2 separate regions of the Homo sapiens genome follow, and region 2 is linked to region 1. Evidence: chromatin contacts called from ENCODE Hi-C or POLR2A ChIA-PET data. All regions are on one chromosome and are shown on one strand. The core of a region is the stretch at or near the end of the contact, and the rest is flanking DNA. Distances in the headings are between cores, read along the strand shown. Region 1 holds the start of ATP5F1B (ATP synthase F1 subunit beta). Region 2 holds the start of MYL6 (myosin light chain 6).

Evidence for each region. A loop is a pair of places that touch in the nucleus more often than their neighbours do. ChIA-PET counts read pairs that join two places held with the same protein, here RNA polymerase II (POLR2A). Pooled maps may share reads with other maps.
Region 2: a pooled map shows a loop between it and region 1 (5-fold over the local background). The contact joins the promoter of MYL6 here to the promoter of ATP5F1B in region 1. A Hi-C loop is called at or near these places in 1 of 168 maps with a recorded cell type or tissue (gastrocnemius medialis), 3 of 37 single-sample maps with no recorded cell type and 9 of 50 pooled maps. POLR2A ChIA-PET finds 5 or more read pairs at or near these places in 6 of 52 experiments (Caco-2, H1, MCF 10A and 3 more).

Annotation. Positions count from the first base shown.
Region 1 is chr12:56,642,582-56,650,409 of GRCh38, forward strand. It overlaps ATP5F1B (ATP synthase F1 subunit beta), which reads right to left and starts at 3,403. Exons shown (of 10, transcript NM_001686.4): 1 at 3,256-3,403; 2 at 2,590-2,772; 3 at 2,200-2,374; 4 at 1,256-1,377; 5 at 822-1,006; 6 at 92-250. The coding sequence starts at 3,382. It overlaps SNORD59A (small nucleolar RNA, C/D box 59A), which reads right to left and starts at 2,520; the gene lies at 2,446-2,520. It overlaps SNORD59B (small nucleolar RNA, C/D box 59B), which reads right to left and starts at 1,173; the gene lies at 1,099-1,173. RefSeq lists enhancers at 2,501-3,211, 3,161-3,490, 3,212-3,920.
Region 2 is chr12:56,155,230-56,163,057 of GRCh38, forward strand. It overlaps MYL6 (myosin light chain 6), which reads left to right and starts at 3,130. Exons shown (of 7, transcript NM_021019.5): 1 at 3,130-3,175; 2 at 3,455-3,482; 3 at 4,358-4,501; 4 at 4,746-4,919; 5 at 5,014-5,091; 6 at 5,397-5,441; 7 at 6,158-6,350. The coding sequence starts at 3,173. The coding sequence ends at 5,425. It overlaps MYL6B (myosin light chain 6B), which reads left to right. Exons shown (of 8, transcript NM_002475.5): 5 at 190-363; 6 at 2,239-2,316; 7 at 2,469-2,506; 8 at 2,653-2,753. The coding sequence ends at 2,497. It overlaps MYL6B-AS1 (MYL6B antisense RNA 1), which reads right to left and starts at 2,996. Exons shown (of 3, transcript NR_186043.1): 1 at 2,954-2,996; 2 at 2,405-2,716. SMARCC2 (SWI/SNF related BAF chromatin remodeling complex subunit C2) reads right to left here. Exons shown (of 29, transcript NM_001330288.2): 29 at 7,130-7,828. RefSeq lists enhancers at 2,129-2,238, 4,249-4,318, 4,359-4,428, 5,399-6,021, 6,022-6,642 and silencers at 2,859-3,028, 3,399-3,578.

The DNA.
Region 1 (7,828 bases), core at 2,153-4,652:
TAAAAGAAAAAAAGGTCTTAGGTGTCTACATCCTTAGCCTCATCCGAAGAAAGGCCAGATGAACCAGGTCCTCTCAAGCCTTCCCTCTTACCTCTGAACCAGCCTGGGTGAAGCGAAAGATGTTATCAATAAATAGCAGTACATCTTGACCTTCTTGGTCTCTGAAGTATTCAGCCACAGTCAGCCCAGTCAGAGCTACCCGGGCACGAGCACCAGGTGGTTCATTCATTTGACCATATACCAGCGCTACCTGCAGTAATCATACATAATCGTAAAACCTGACAAAGGAGTAGAGAAGCCACATACTGAAGGTTCCCAAATCGGAGAAACGACCACAGATCCTTTCTCAGAAGGTGTCAGCGTTTTTGTGTGCAAGTTTCTTTTCCCTATTAGAGATGCAGTTCAAAAAAAAAAGACAGCTTCTTATATTAGTAAGGCAAAACTATAGTAGAAAGGAAATAAAAACCTATTCAAGTTAAGTGAAAAGTACAAAATAGGCTTAACTGAAACATATGTACCACGTCCAATCCAGCCCTCCCAAAATTAGCTTTCAAATGATGGGACTATCTACCAAAAAGAAAACCTGGAAATGTTATTTAATGTCAGTATCAAAGAGGAAAGAAAATGTCCATTTGTGTATTGGAAGTTGGGGGGGAAAACACTAACAGGTTTCCTTTGTAGGCCCTGGGACACGAAAATGAAAATATTAACATTTTCTTAAAAAGAAAAAAAAATTAAATAGAAAATATAGAACATGGCTTCAGTTGGCAATAGTTTCCTGGCGTAACTACCACGTGGACATCAATTAGCTCAATGCTTACCTTAGAGGTGGCATCTTTTAAGTTGATAACACCAGATTCAATCATTTCATGGTATAAATCATTGCCTTCACGGGTCCTCTCACCAACACCAGCAAACACAGAGTAACCACCATGGGCTTTGGCGACATTGTTGATTAACTCCATGATCAGTACAGTCTTGCCAACTCCAGCACCACCAAAAAGCCCTATAAGAGGTTGAAAAGAAAGAATATTTAAGAGTTCTGCTTTCCTAAATAAGCAAACTTCAAAAAAAGTAATTGCTTCCTTCCATCCTATTCCTTCTCAGAAATTGCATCTGGCTTCAGCAAACTCAGAAGAACGAAAGTCAGAACGTACTCATCAGTGAGGAATAGATGTCAATATCCACTCATAACATTGTATGAGTTTTTCCTCCCATATTAGGTTTGGAAAATATGTACCCCTTAATAACATACCAATTTTGCCACCCTTGGCATAGGGAGCTAGCAGATCGACAACCTTGATACCAGTCACCAGAATTTCCTGCTCAACACTCATTTCCATGAACTCTGGAGCCTCAGCATGAATGGGAGCAAATCTGTAAAGGTAGAAGAGAGGATAGTATCTATTCACCTTGTTGAAAGCAAATGATAATCTTATATATCCCTCCCTATCAACTCTCAAGTCCATCCCTTTACCTGAGGAACCACAGTCTTACCTCCCCTTTCTTACATAAATCAGATAAACTATCATCTAGGATCTAACCCAACTTTCTGCAATAAAGAAAATTATTATCTTAGGAAACAATAATCCCATTCCCTGACTTTAACTGTCATAAATTTTTCATTTTACTGAGCCTTAACCTAACAGCATTCCCTCACATAGCAATAGCAAATACAAAAACCTACAAGTTTTGGAGACTCCTAAACCTAAGCCATAAGACCGAGTCTTAAAAATACTCAACTAGCCAGGCGCAGTGGCTCATGCCTGTTATCCCAGCACTTTGGGGGGCCGAGGTGGGGGGGGAATCACCCAAAATCAGGAGTTCGAGACCAGCCTGGCCAACATGGTGAAACCCCATCTGTACTAAAAATACAAAAATTAGCCGGGCATGATGGCATGCACCTGTAATCCCAGCTACTCAGGAGGCTGAGACAGGAGAATCACTTGAACCCAGGAGGTGGAGGTTGCAGTGAGTCGAGAGCGAAACTCCCTCTCAAAAAAAAAAACCTCAAGTAGTAGGCTTTTGTCAATCAGAAATTCTGCATCCTAATTTCTTCAGGTGAAACTGCACTGTGTGATTTTAATAATCGAACGTATCAGAAGAAAAATTCTGCTTTAGGAGAACATGTCACCTTAATGTGTAAAACTGCAAATAACAGAAGTTCCTTTGTGCATAGATGCAATAAGAGCAACTTACTGTTTGGTTTTGATGGGACCTCTTTCATCAATAGGTTCTCCAATGACATTCATGATTCTGCCCAAAGTCTCAGGACCAACAGGAATTTTGATTGGTGCACCAGAATCCAGTACTTTCTGGCCTCTAACCAAGCCTTCTGTACCATCCATAGCAATAGTCCTTACTGTGCTCTCACCTGTTAGATACAGGCATCGCAGGGTTATACATAAGGATAAATTGGTATCAAGACCTAAATCGACCAAGACTCCTTCTCAGTACCTAAATGTGGCTTCAGCAAACTCAGAAGAACGAAAGTCATTTTGATAAAATCATCATAGAAGGCAGACAGCTTGGTTTTGGGGATATTTGGGCTACACAAGGTCTTTACTATTCCTAACAAACTCTACTTACCCAAATGCTGGGCCACCTCCAAAACCAGTCTGGTCTCCCTGCCTTGCACTTCCAGGGCATTTAGAATTGGTGGTAGTCCCTCATCAAACTGGACGTCCACCACTGCGCCAATGACCGCCACGATGCGCCCGGTGGCGGCGCCTGCTTTTGGCGAAGGAGATGTTTGCGCCGCATAGTCCCTGACTAACAGACAAAAGATATTGGAAGGAGCTGGGGTCAGGCCAGTTAAAGGTCATCGGAAGCCAGGACTTAACACACAAGGAGAGGAAAACTCAGCCGAAGTCAGGCCTCTTTCCGCTTGTACGGAACGCGTGTCCAAGAGGGAAGGCCGCGCAGCGATCGATAAAGCGCCTGCACAGCCTTCCCATCCGCATGCACAAGACCCCATTTTTCGAGAGTTCAGTACCCCTATTCAACCGGAAGGTCAACGCACCTGCCCGCACCTTTTCCGTCACACAAAGGACTTTATACAAAATGGGACAGAGCTGGGTCGAAGAAACCTCCTATGGGTGTCCCATTCTTGTTCTCCAGCCATTAGAGAGCAAGACGCGGCTCCAGGCATCCTTTTAACACCACGGATCCCTTAGGCCCGAGCTACCATCGTTCCCCGGCTCAAGGTCATGGGGCGGCAAAATGGAACGTTAGCTCCTAGAGAAAAGCACTTACCAGGATGGACCGCCGTCGGAGCGGCCCGCAGTAAGAGCTGAGCTGGGGGCAGCGACGCTGAAGGGGTGAGTCTCCGCAAGGCCCCGGAGGCCGGAGCAGCGGCCACCCGACCCACAAACCCCAACATGGCGTAGTCCGGGTGGAGACTGAAGGCTGCAGCAACCGCAGCCGCCTGCTCTCCTGCCGTTGAGGCGAGGCCTACGCTGCAGTAGGCAGGTCCATTGGGTGAACTGGCTGCTCATCATTCTCTGTGCTGCTTCTACAGGTTAATACACGCTGATCTTCTCATCCATTGGTCAAAACTGGTGCTAATCTGAAACTCCTTTTTTTATTGGACAGTGTGAGGTTAGAGGGCGTCACTCTGAGCCTCAAAACTTAATTGGATCATAGCGACGTCCGTTGGACAGGGTAATCAGAGGAACTACGTTTAGGAAAGGGGCCGAGTTCCTGTTGAAAGTGCGTGGCCTGTCTTTGCCTGTCCTTGGGCTTTCTCCTTAGATAGGTCCTTGATCTAGGTGACAGCCATAGGGGCGGTGGTTAGGGAAGTGGTAGTGCGGTGAAGCACCACTGAAGGTGAGCGTGGCGAAGTCAGGAGCCCTCTTTAGAGCCAAAATAAGGTTTTTCTCTCGAAGTAGTGAGATTGCAAGCTCCCAGGCGATTGCACAGATTAGCAACCTAGACAGGATCTTTATCATTTAAACCTATTAAAATGAAATAAACTAATGTAACCAGTACTTTAGCAGGGCATTGAGGAGACTCAATAATAAGATAAATAAGACTAAGAACCTTCCTTTTAAGGTCCAGGTGAACAAACAATGCAATAATGTGATGGTTCCTGGTTAGCATAAACTGGGTGCACGAAAGACGAGGGGATAAAATTGGGTCACCTAGAGATACAGAATTGTCCACCTTGAAGGAAGCTGAGAGACCTCAGCTATGAAATGTGAATAGAAATTCTTAGGGTAGGCTGGGAGCGGTGGCTCACGCCTGTAATCCCAGTACTTTCGGAGGCCGAGGCAGGTGGATCACCTGAGGTCAGGAGTTCGAGACCAGCCTAGCTAACATGGTGAAACCCCGTCTCTACTAAAAATACAAAAATTAGCTGGGCGCGGTGGCTCACGCCTGTAATCCCAGCACTATGGGAGGCCAAGGCGGGCGGATCACGAGGTCAGGAGATCGAGACCATCCTGACTAACACAGTGAAACCCGGTCTCTACTAACAATACAAAAAATTAGCCGGGCGTGGTGGCGGGCGCCTGTAGTCCCAGCTACTTGGGAGGCTGAGGCAGGAGAATGGCGTAAATCCGAGAGGCGGAGCTTGCAGTGAGCCGAGATAGCGCCACTGCACTCCAGCTTGGGCGACAGAGTGAGACTCTCTAAAAAAATAAAATAAATATATAAAATAAAATAGGCTGGGCACGGTGGCTCACGCCTGTAATCCCAGCACTCTGGGAGGCCGAGGTGGGCAGATCATGAGGTCAAGCGATCTAGACCATCCTGGCCAACATGGTGAAACCCCGTCTCTACTAAAAATACAAAAATTAGCTGGGCGTGGTGGCGGGCGCCTGTAGTCCCAGCTACTCAGGAGGCTGAGGCAGGAGAATGGCGTGAACCTGGAAGGCGGAGGTTTCAATGAGCTGAGATCGTGCCACTGCACTCCAGCCTGGTGACAGAGCGAGACTCCGTCTCAAAAATAATAATAAAAAATAAATAAATAAATAAATAATAAAATAAGTAAAAAGGGCTGGGCTGGGCACGGCCAGCCCAGTAATCCCAACACTTTGGGAAGCCGAGGTGGGTGGATAACTTGAGCCCAGGAGTTCAATACCAGCCTGGGCAACGTGGTGAAACCTTGTCTCTAAAAAATATGTAAAAAAATAAACACACACACACACACACACACAGACACACAATTAGCCAGGTGTGGCATGTGCCAGTAGTCCCAGCTACTGGGGAAGCTGAGATGGGAATATGGCTTGAGCCCAGGAGGTAGAGGTTGCAGAGAGCTAAGATTGCACCATTGTACTCCATGCTGGCTGACGTTGTGAGACCCTGTCTCAACAAAAAAAGAAAAATAAAAAAGAAGAAAAAAAAATTAGGGCTGAAAAAAATCCTCTGGGTTTGGGTTTGGCAACTAGGAAATCATTCCATGGTGGAGTGGGATCAAAACTAATTTCAGTGGACTGCATCAAAACATAGGATTTTGGCTGGGTGTGGTGGCTTACACCTGTAATCCCTGCACTTTGGGAGGCCAAGGCCTGTAGATCACCTGAGACCAGGCTGGCCAACAAGATGAAACCCGGCCTCTACTAAAAATACAAAAAAATTAGTCCGGGCGCGGTGGCTCACTCCTATAATCCCAGCACTTAGGGAGGCCAAGGCGGGCAGATCACCTGAGGTTGGAAGTTCAAGACCAGCCTGACCAACATGGAGAAACTCGGTTTCTACTGAAAATACAAAATTAGCTGGGTGTGGTGGCCTGTAATCCCACCTATTTGGGAGGCTGGGACAAAAGAATCACTTGAACCCAGGAGGCGGAGGTTGCGGTGAGCTGAGATTGCACCATTGCGCTCCAGCCTGGGCAACAAGAGTGTAACTCCATCTCAAAAAAAAAGAGAATATTGCATATTGCCACTGGAGCCAGGCTGGGAATCTTGTGTTTGCCACTCACTAGCTGTCATTGGGCAAGTTATTTAATCTCTTTACATCAGTTTCCTCATCCATAAAAGGGATACTACTACTAACAATGGGGATTATATCCTAGGATTGTTTTGAGAATTAAGTAGACTAATATAAGAAAGAAGCATTGAGAACAATGCCTGGCACAAAATTAGCCCTATATATACATGATATTATTATTTTTGTTTACTATTGACTAATGTCAATGTTATCCTATCCAATCCATTCAATAATTTGTTCCTCTCATACATTTTGTGAGCAGAGTCTGTTTAGTATAATGCCCTTGAAAAAGTAATATAGGGCAAATAATGTTGAGGATGTTTTTTAAATTCTAGACAATGTGGGTTGCTTAAAAAAAAAGCAGAGATGAAAAAGAAATCAAAATAAAGATTCCTTTTGTCATTTGTGAGCCTGTTATATCATATCTATGGCCTCATCTGTTTCTGACCTGAACAAGGATAATTTTACAGGCTGGGCATGGTGGCTTGCGCCTATAATCCCAGCACTTTGGAATGCTGATATGGGGGCATTACATGAGTCCAGGAGTTGGAGACCAGCTTGGGCAACATGGTGAAACCCTGTTTCTACAAAAATACAAAAATTAGCCAGGCATGGTGGTATATGTCTGTATTCCCAGCTACTGGGAAGGCTAAGATGGGAGGATGGCTTGAGCCCAGGAGGTAGAGGTTGTAGTGAGCTAAGATTGCACCATTGCAGGAGGCTACTCAGGAAGCTGAGGTGGGAGGATTGCTTGAGCCTAGGAGATGGAGGTTGCAGTGAGCCAATATCTGCGACACTGCACTCCAGCCTGGGCAACATAGTGAGACCCCCATCTCAAAAAAAAAGAGATAATTTTATATAAAAGTGAAGAAGCTCCAAGACTTCCTCCCTCTCCCAACCTTTCCAGCAAGACTTAATCTGATTTGAGAACTTTGGTTTTGTATCATCAATTTGGGTCTTGGCAAAATTAGAGTATTATTAACCATTAAACACATTACTCTGTCATTTTTTTCTTTTTTTTGAGATGCAGTATCAATCTTGTTGCCCAGGCTGGAGTGCAATGGTGCTATCTCGGCTCGCTGCAACCTATGCTTCCCAGGTTCAAGTGATTCTCCTGCCTCAGCCTCCCAAGTAGCTGGGACTACAGGTGCGCACCACCATGCCTGGCTAATTTTTTTGTATTTTTACTAGAGACAGGGTTTCACTATGTTGGCCAGGCTGGTCTCGAACTCCTGAACTCAGGTGATCCGCCCACCTGGAACTCCCAAAGTATTGGGATTACAGACGTGTGTCACTGCCCCCTGCCTACTCTGACATTTCTTTTTTTTTGAGACAGAGTCTTGCTCTGTCACCCAGGCTGGAGTACGGTGGCACAAACTCGGCTCACTGCAACCTCCGCCTCCCAGGTTCAAGCAATTCTCCTGCCTCAGCCTCCTGAGTAGCTGGGATTACAAGCGCACACCACCACACCTGGCTAATATTTTGTATTTTTAGGAGAGATGGGGTTTCACCATGTTGGCCAGGCTGGTCTTGAACTCCTGACCTCGTGATCCACCCACCTCGGCCTCCCAAAGTGCTGGGATTACAGGCATGAGCCATTGCTCCTGGCCTACTTTGACATTTCTTTTTTTTTTTTTTGAGTCAGAGTCTCGCTCTGTTGCCCAGGCTGGAGTGCAGTGGCATGATCTCGGCTCACTGCAAGCTCTGCCTTGCGGGTTCATGCCATTTTCCTGCCTCAGCCTCCTGAGTAGCTGGGACTACAGGCGCCTGCCACCACACACCCAGCTAATTTTTTTTTTGTATTTTTAGTAGAGACGAGGTTTCACCATATTAGCCACGATGGTCTCGATCTCCTGACCTCGTGATCCGCCCGCCTAGGCCTCCCAAAGTGCTG
Region 2 (7,828 bases), core at 1,880-4,379, 490 kb before region 1:
TTAGTTTTCAAAAGTTGGATGTTGGTAACAAAAAGAATGAGGTGGATCTCAGGACTTCAAAAACTGTCAAACACAGAAGCAGGAAAATATCCTAAATGCTGAATAGGATGAAAGCATTGTGGTAGGGTTGGGAGCTGGGTCCTATGTAATACTACAATGACCTCTCCTTTACCTCTCTCCAACCTCCAGAGCTGAAGTCGCGGCGTGTGGACTTTGAGACTTTCCTGCCCATGCTCCAGGCAGTGGCCAAGAACCGAGGCCAAGGCACATATGAGGACTACTTGGAGGGGTTTCGTGTGTTTGACAAGGAGGGGAACGGCAAAGTCATGGGAGCAGAGCTCAGACATGTTCTCACCACCCTTGGTGAGGCAGGCAAGGGGGACCAGAACTCCTTTAGAGTGGAGAGGGGGATGGGGTGGGCCAGAAAGACTGGACAGATAAGCAGAGCTAGCAGGAGGCTTACTGTCCTGCAGGTTGTCGGCAGGAGACTGAGAAGGTCAGAGCTATGGGGGTAGAATCTGAAGGACTCGCTCTTCCAGAGGCTAAAGTGCCATCCGGAGGGCAGAGGAAAAGGGATGAGGCGGGAAACCTGAATTTTCATTTTGGAAGAGACGTGTGGGTTGTGTGTTCTGGTACAAGTCTCGTAACCTCCTGGGATTGTTTCCTTGTGGGTCAATACTTTCAGCAGTACTAGGGTGAAATGGAAAGCAAGAGGCATCCATGACCAGGGGAGGATTCCCTTGAGGACTGAGGCTATGGGAGAAGAAGAGGTACCACTCTAAAGAGCGTGGCCTGGCCAGGTATGGTGGCTCACGCCTGTAATCCCAGCATTTTGGGAGACCAAGGCGGGCGGATCACCTTAGCTCGGGAGTTCGAGACCGGCCTGGCCAACATGGTAAAACCCCATCTCTATTAGTAATATAAAAACTAGGCGGGCATGGTGGCACGCACCTATAATCCCAGCTACCCAGGAGGCTGAGGCAGGAGAATCGCTGGAACCCGGGAGTCTGAGGTTGCAGTGAGCCGAGAGATCATGCCACTGTACTCCAGCCTGGGGGACAGAGCAAGGTTCTGTCTCAAAAAAAAAAAAAAAGGCCAGACACGGTGGCTCAAGCCTGTAATCCCAGCACTTTGGGAAGCCGAGGCAGGCGGATCACTTGAGATCAGGAGTTCAAGACCAGCCTGGCCAACATGGTGAAACCTCGTCTCTACTAAAAACACAAAAATTAGCCAGGCATGATGGCGGGTGCCTGTAATCCCAGCTACTTGGTAGGCTAAGGCAGGAGAATCGCTTTAACCCGGGAGGTGGAGGTTGCGGTGAGCCGAGACCGTGCCACTGTACTCCAGCCTGGGTGATAGAGCAAGACTCAGTTTAAAAAAAAGCAAAACAGCATGGGCTGGCCGGGAGCAGTGGCTCACTCCTGTAATCCTAGCACTTTGGGAGGCCAAGGCAGGAGGATCGCTTGAGCCCAGGAGTTCGAGACCAGCCTGGGCAACGTAGTGAGATTCTATCTCTATTTAAAAAAAAAAAAAGTACAAGGCTGGGCGTGGTGGCTCACACCTGTAATCTCAGCATTTTGGGAGGCCGAGATGGGCAGATCATTTGAGCTCAGGAGTTCGAGACCAGCCTGAGCAACATGGCAAAACCATGTCTCTACAAAAAAATTTAAAAATTAGCCAGGCGTGGTGGTGCACGCTTGTAGTCCCAGCTACTTCGAAGGCCGATGTGAATCACTGGAGCCCAGGAGGTGGAAGTTGCAGTGAGCCATGATGATGTCACTGCACTCCAGCCTGGGTGACAGAGGGAGACCCTATCTCAAAAAAAAAAAAAAAAAATTACAATTGTTATGTTTATATTGTTGTTTACAAAAATATATGGAAAAAGCCAGGCGCGGTGGCTCACGCCTGTAATCCTAGCACTTTGGGAGGCCGAGGCAGGTGTATGACCTGAGGTCAAGAGTTTGAGAGCAGCCTGCCCAACATGGCGAAACCTCGTCTCTACCAAAAATACAAAAAATTAGCCGGGCGCCTGTAATCCCAGCTACTCGGGAGGGTGAGGCAGGAGAATCGCGTGAACACGGGAGGCGGAGGTTGCAGTGAGCCGAGATCGCTCCGCTCCACTGCACTCCAGCCTGAGCGACAGGAGCGAAACTCCGTCTCAAAAAAAAAAAGGAAAAGCGTGGCCTGGGTGAGTGAAGGAGGGAAAGGAGGGCCTCAGACGTTGTGTCTGGGATTCAGGAGAGAAGATGACTGAGGAGGAGGTGGAGACCGTTCTGGCAGGACACGAGGACAGCAACGGCTGCATCAACTACGAGGGTGAGGGGACAAAAAAGCGGGAGCGGGGCCGAGGGAGGAGGGCAGCCTGGCGTCTTGCCGCGTGTGGGCGGGGGCACCCCTGGATTACCTAGAGTCAGATGTATTATCCAAAGGCCTGCTTCTGAAGCCCCTCTTGCCTCCTCTCTCTGCAGCCTTCTTGAAACACATCCTAAGCGTCTGAGTGCTGCAGGTAGGGCCCTCCCACCCCTTCGCCGCGCCTTACGAGGCAAGTCTCCCGCCCTTCTCTCAGCCAACATAGAAAAGCAGCGGAGTTCATTCTGCTGTCCGGTTGCTGCACGGGCTCCAGCGCTTCGCAACTTTGGTTTTTTTCCACAGATCCAGTGGGGTCCGGACACTGGGCCCCGCAGGCGAAAGCACGTTCCAGCCACCAGGAGGCCACCTATTGTTTCAAAATAAAGACTGGGTTCCTCTCTTGGTTTCAGACTGCTATTTTTTTCATGGTTGGGGGAGCAGCGGGAGACGGGGAGGGTGCTAGGAGGAGAGGGCGGGAAAAGAGGGCTCTCTCCTCTTCCAATCCTCTGATCTTCCTGCTGTTGGGAGGTGCAGATTCATTGTGCCCCAGCCCACGTCCCCCCACGACCCCCGCCCCCCCACCTCCCCCCACGACCCCCCCCACCTCCGAGCGGGTTCTGTGCCCAGGTGGCGCTGGAGAAAGGAACAGCGGACCCCGCCCAAGTCATTACTAATGTAGCAATCGTCTGCATAAACCCAGGCCACGGTTCCTATTGGCTGAGTCCTCTGAGGGTGACGTCATCGGGACGTACTAAGACTAGGGTTGGGCCGAGAGTCGGAGCCATTACTGCAGGAAAAGGTCCCGGAGAGCTGAGCAGTCAAGATGGTGGGGCCCAGGTCTTGGGAGACGGGCAGGATTGGGGACGAGAGGCAGGAAGAGACGGGTGGGGGGCGAGGAGAAGGCAGGGGTAGGAGGCAAAGGGAATCTGAGGACCCGAAAGGTTGGAGGTGGGGTTGGAAAGACTGGGGCCCTGCGGGGAAGCGAGTCTGCAGCCTGAAACAGGAGTTTGTGGGTCAGAGTTTGTGGGTCAGAGTTTGTGGGGCTGGGATAGAAACTCGGGGGATTGGCGTTCAGATGCTGACCACTTCCCTCTTCTCTGAGCAGTGTGACTTCACCGAAGACCAGACCGCAGGTAGGTTATCTCTGATCCCTACCGAGGTCACCCTTAGGGAGAGGGACACCCTCCCCCCAGCACCTATCCTCTAATCTTAATCTGTCATCTCTTTAGCACCCCCATGAGATTACCCCCTGGATTATTTTCTCTTCTTCTGGATCCTCCATTTTCTTTTCTCACTTTCTTCCTCCCTCCCCTTCCACTCTAGATCTGATCCCAAGCACTGGGTGAGTTTTAGGTGGTGTGGGTATGTGAAAAAACTTGGTCACTTAATGCCTGCTGTGTGTGGGGTCTCGGGAGGGTGTATAAAGCTGCCTGCTTTCCTTTGTCCTTTAATCAGCTACTTCTGCCTCTTTTCTCCTCTTGTGATAACTGTCCCCGCCCTCCCAGCTTGCAGTTGTGAAGATTGTAGAGCAGTGACCTGATATTCTGTGCAGATGGGGACAAGACAGGGGAGTTTGCTAAGGATATGACTGTAGCTATACCCTCTGGAAGTTCTCTTTATACTGGAGGGGTGCGAAGTGGCAGGTTGGGATGACCCTAGTCCCAGGCTGCTGCTCCCACTTCCTTATAAGGACAGGACTGAGACTGGGCGGTGGCGAATTCCTGCCCTGAGAAGTGTAGTAGCAGCAGTGGAGATTGGCAGGCCTGCCGCAGGCAGAGGGGTTGTGTAAATGGATGTTACCAGGCTGCCAGAAGGGGAGGAAGCCTCTATATAGAACACTTGAGTTGGGAGGAAGAGAAATAGAGCCCTCTTAAGTAGACTTTGGTGTACAGTTTGGTGCAGATATCTCGTTTCCTCAGCATGATCAAAGTTGAATGGGCAGCAGAGCTCTGAGGTAGGGTTTGGATTAACCCTCAAATCCTGTGTTGACATTCATCTGAATCCTCAGAGTTCAAGGAGGCCTTCCAGCTGTTTGACCGAACAGGTGATGGCAAGATCCTGTACAGCCAGTGTGGGGATGTGATGAGGGCCCTGGGCCAGAACCCTACCAACGCCGAGGTGCTCAAGGTCCTGGGGAACCCCAAGAGTGATGGTGAGGGGCCTAAAGAACAACTCCTCAGTGTGGTCATGGGCCCACAGTTCTTCAGCTAAGAGCTTCCCTTTATCTTCATAGGCCCCAAACTCAAGCAAGTCTGGATTAGCAAATCCCATGGATTTCCTTGCTTTTAGTGGGGAGTCATCTGTCATCTCTCTGTTCAGTTGAGGTCTCTATAATCCCCTGTCCTGAGAACTTGTGTTACTTCTCTGGCCTGACACTTCCACCTCCTTTATGGCAGAGATGAATGTGAAGGTGCTGGACTTTGAGCACTTTCTGCCCATGCTGCAGACAGTGGCCAAGAACAAGGACCAGGGCACCTATGAGGATTATGTCGAAGGACTTCGGGTGTTTGACAAGGAAGGAAATGGCACCGTCATGGGTGCTGAAATCCGGCATGTTCTTGTCACACTGGGTAAGGTTCTGTGTCCTTGTCCTTGAGCTGAGATGGCACCCTGAGGTACCTCACTTGTCACCCAATTCCAAAAATGCTTTCTTTCCCCCTGCAGGTGAGAAGATGACAGAGGAAGAAGTAGAGATGCTGGTGGCAGGGCATGAGGACAGCAATGGTTGTATCAACTATGAAGGTAAGAGGTGAACTGCGCTTTCTCAGAGAAAGCAGCCATATGGGGCAGGTCAAGTATAGTGTCTGGGGCTTTCCCTATCCCTGGACTTGGGCTCCAAAAAGAGCCAGGAGGCAAGGTGCAGGGCCCTGCCCAGCCCAGCCCAGGAGTGGGAGGTCAGGGCGGTATAACAGGAAAGGAAGGGGGTAGTATTGTAGAGGGTGGGAAGGAATGAGAAGTGAAATAATGGAATGTCTGTCCCCACTGCCTGACCCCTCACCCCATGTCTTTGTCTTGTCTTCACCATGAATGTCTCTTCCTTCCTGCAGCGTTTGTGAGGCATATCCTGTCGGGGTGACGGGCCCATGGGGCGGGTACGGCTCCTCCCAGCCTCTCCTCTAGTTGATCTCCCCAGTGTTTCTTTTTTCCCCAACCTGTGCTCTTTATCCCCTGCCCTTACCCTACTACCATCTGACTTCCTCCTGGCATGTTTCTGCATGGAGCTGACTAGGGAGGGGAGGGATTCCTCAAAGAGGAAGACAACCTGGGGGTACAGTACCTCCTTACCTCTAGAATGGGCCCTGAGGTTTTACTTATGCGGCCCTGGGTGCTGGTGTCTGGGAACTCTCACCAGCCTGTATACCAGTCTTGCTTTAGGGTGACCTTCTGGCCCTGGAGCATGGGTAGCTGGCATAGAGGGGTATGGGTTGCCTGCCCCATTCTGCTGCTATAGCTGAACAGTCCTTTCCCCTTCCCTCGCTGGGCAGCTTGGAGGTACCCTAACCCAAAACTCTGTCCTCTCCTCCCGCCAGTGGCTGACAGTAGCTGTAGGTGTAGTGGAGAACTTTTCTGCCTCTGCTGTGTTCTTGCTGCTTAGGTTTGGGTGGGGGACTAACAGCTGCTGGGAGGGGAGCTAGGGGCATGGAGAACTGGTCAGACTCAAGGTGGCTCCTCTGCAAACTGACCCCAGGGTTGGTTGCTGTGGGCATGTTCCCGCTTATGCTACCTTTGCAGTCTGGTAGTCCCCTGGCCCTTGGCGTACCCCTCCACAGCCCTGTTCCCTGGCTCATCCCACCTTTCCTTTCCACAGAGCTCGTCCGCATGGTGCTGAATGGCTGAGGACCTTCCCAGTCTCCCCAGAGTCCGTGCCTTTCCCTGTGTGAATTTTGTATCTAGCCTAAAGTTTCCCTAGGCTTTCTTGTCTCAGCAACTTTCCCATCTTGTCTCTCTTGGATGATGTTTGCCGTCAGCATTCACCAAATAAACTTGCTCTCTGGGCCCTCGGTTCGGTTCTTTCTTTCCTGAACAGGGTAAAGGGGAAGAAGGTGAGATGGTGATGATTTCTGCCCTGAGGCAGAGTCCAAGGTCAATCAATGGTGCAGGGGTTGAGGAAAGCTGGGGGAGGCCCTGTACTAGCCATCTGGGCTTCATTTAAAAACTACTGGCCCCATTCATCCATCTTACACAAGCTACCTCTTGGGAGATTAGGAAAGCCATAGATCCCAGTAGGACTAAGGCTGGCCATCCCTGTTCCATTCCATATCAGGCTGTCTTCTCCTACCCTTCCAGCTCCTTAAATCTGGCCCCCGCCCTCCCAAGCTCCCAATAAGGCCTTTTGTGGGGAAGCCTGTGGAGTGTTTATTGGAGCTAAAGCCAGGCCATTATTAGCACTGCCTAAGCCTGTCCGTCACCTCAGCAGGGTGAAGGGCCAATTATAACAAAAGTAGGTAAGGGGCTTGCCTCCTCTCTAATAAGGGAAGGAGTGAAACCACTACTTCTGAAGGGACAGAGATACAAAATTCCATGTTGTGGGAATGTCCTTCCAAGTCTTAAACAGCTTTTAGGGCAGGTGAGAGCCTCTGCTCCTATACCAGCACATAGTCTCGACAGTTGTGCTGCCGTTCGTGTTTTGTGGGGAGGCGCAGTGTCTGTAGGCCGTGTGGCTTGCAGAGTGTCTTTCGGCCCAGGTAAACGCCGCTGTGAAGGACTCCAGGAAAGCTGCTCCCATCACAATCCCCCTGCCTGACAGCCACAGGTAAGAACACAGAATGCACCCACAAGATGGAACTGAAAGCAAATTAATTTATAAAAAAAAAAAAAAGAAAGAAAGAAAAAAAGAGAAAATTTACAGAAAACTTTGAACAGAAGAAAGGTGCTAAGACGCAGAGGGAGAGAAACATGGGGACATGAGGAACAAAGGGCCTGGTGGGAGGAACCAAGAAGAACCAGTGCAGAGCCTGGAGTCACACCTGCCTTCCCGTCACAGGGGAGAAGCTGGGACACGTGGAGCAGGAATGCGGGAAGCAGAGTTGAGCTGCGAGCCAAGGGTTGGTCCAACCCAAGGTTGGGCACCCTCTTCCACTGCTCCCAAATCCCTGCATCCTCATCTGGGGAGCCCCCAGCTATCAGCTGAAGTTCTCATAGTCTTGGTGGGAGAGGGAGGAAGCTAAGGGGTGACCCACCAAGTCATAATATGGAGGTGCTTAAGTGCTTTAAAAAACAATTTCAGGTTTTAAAACTTCACATCCTCTTATAGCTCCCTTCTCTGTGCCTTCCAGGAGTCCATGGATACAGCCCAGGGAAGGAAGGAGAACAGCCCCCAGTGCCCTTTCTTCTCCTATTACCTACCACAGAAATCCCCGAAATTAGGTTTTCCCCACCAAATACACATACGCTGACATCAACTAAGCAAGTGACTTTTAAAAACAAAACTGACATTCAGAGGGAAAGGAATCATTGGCTGAGCTGGGGTGGCCTAAAA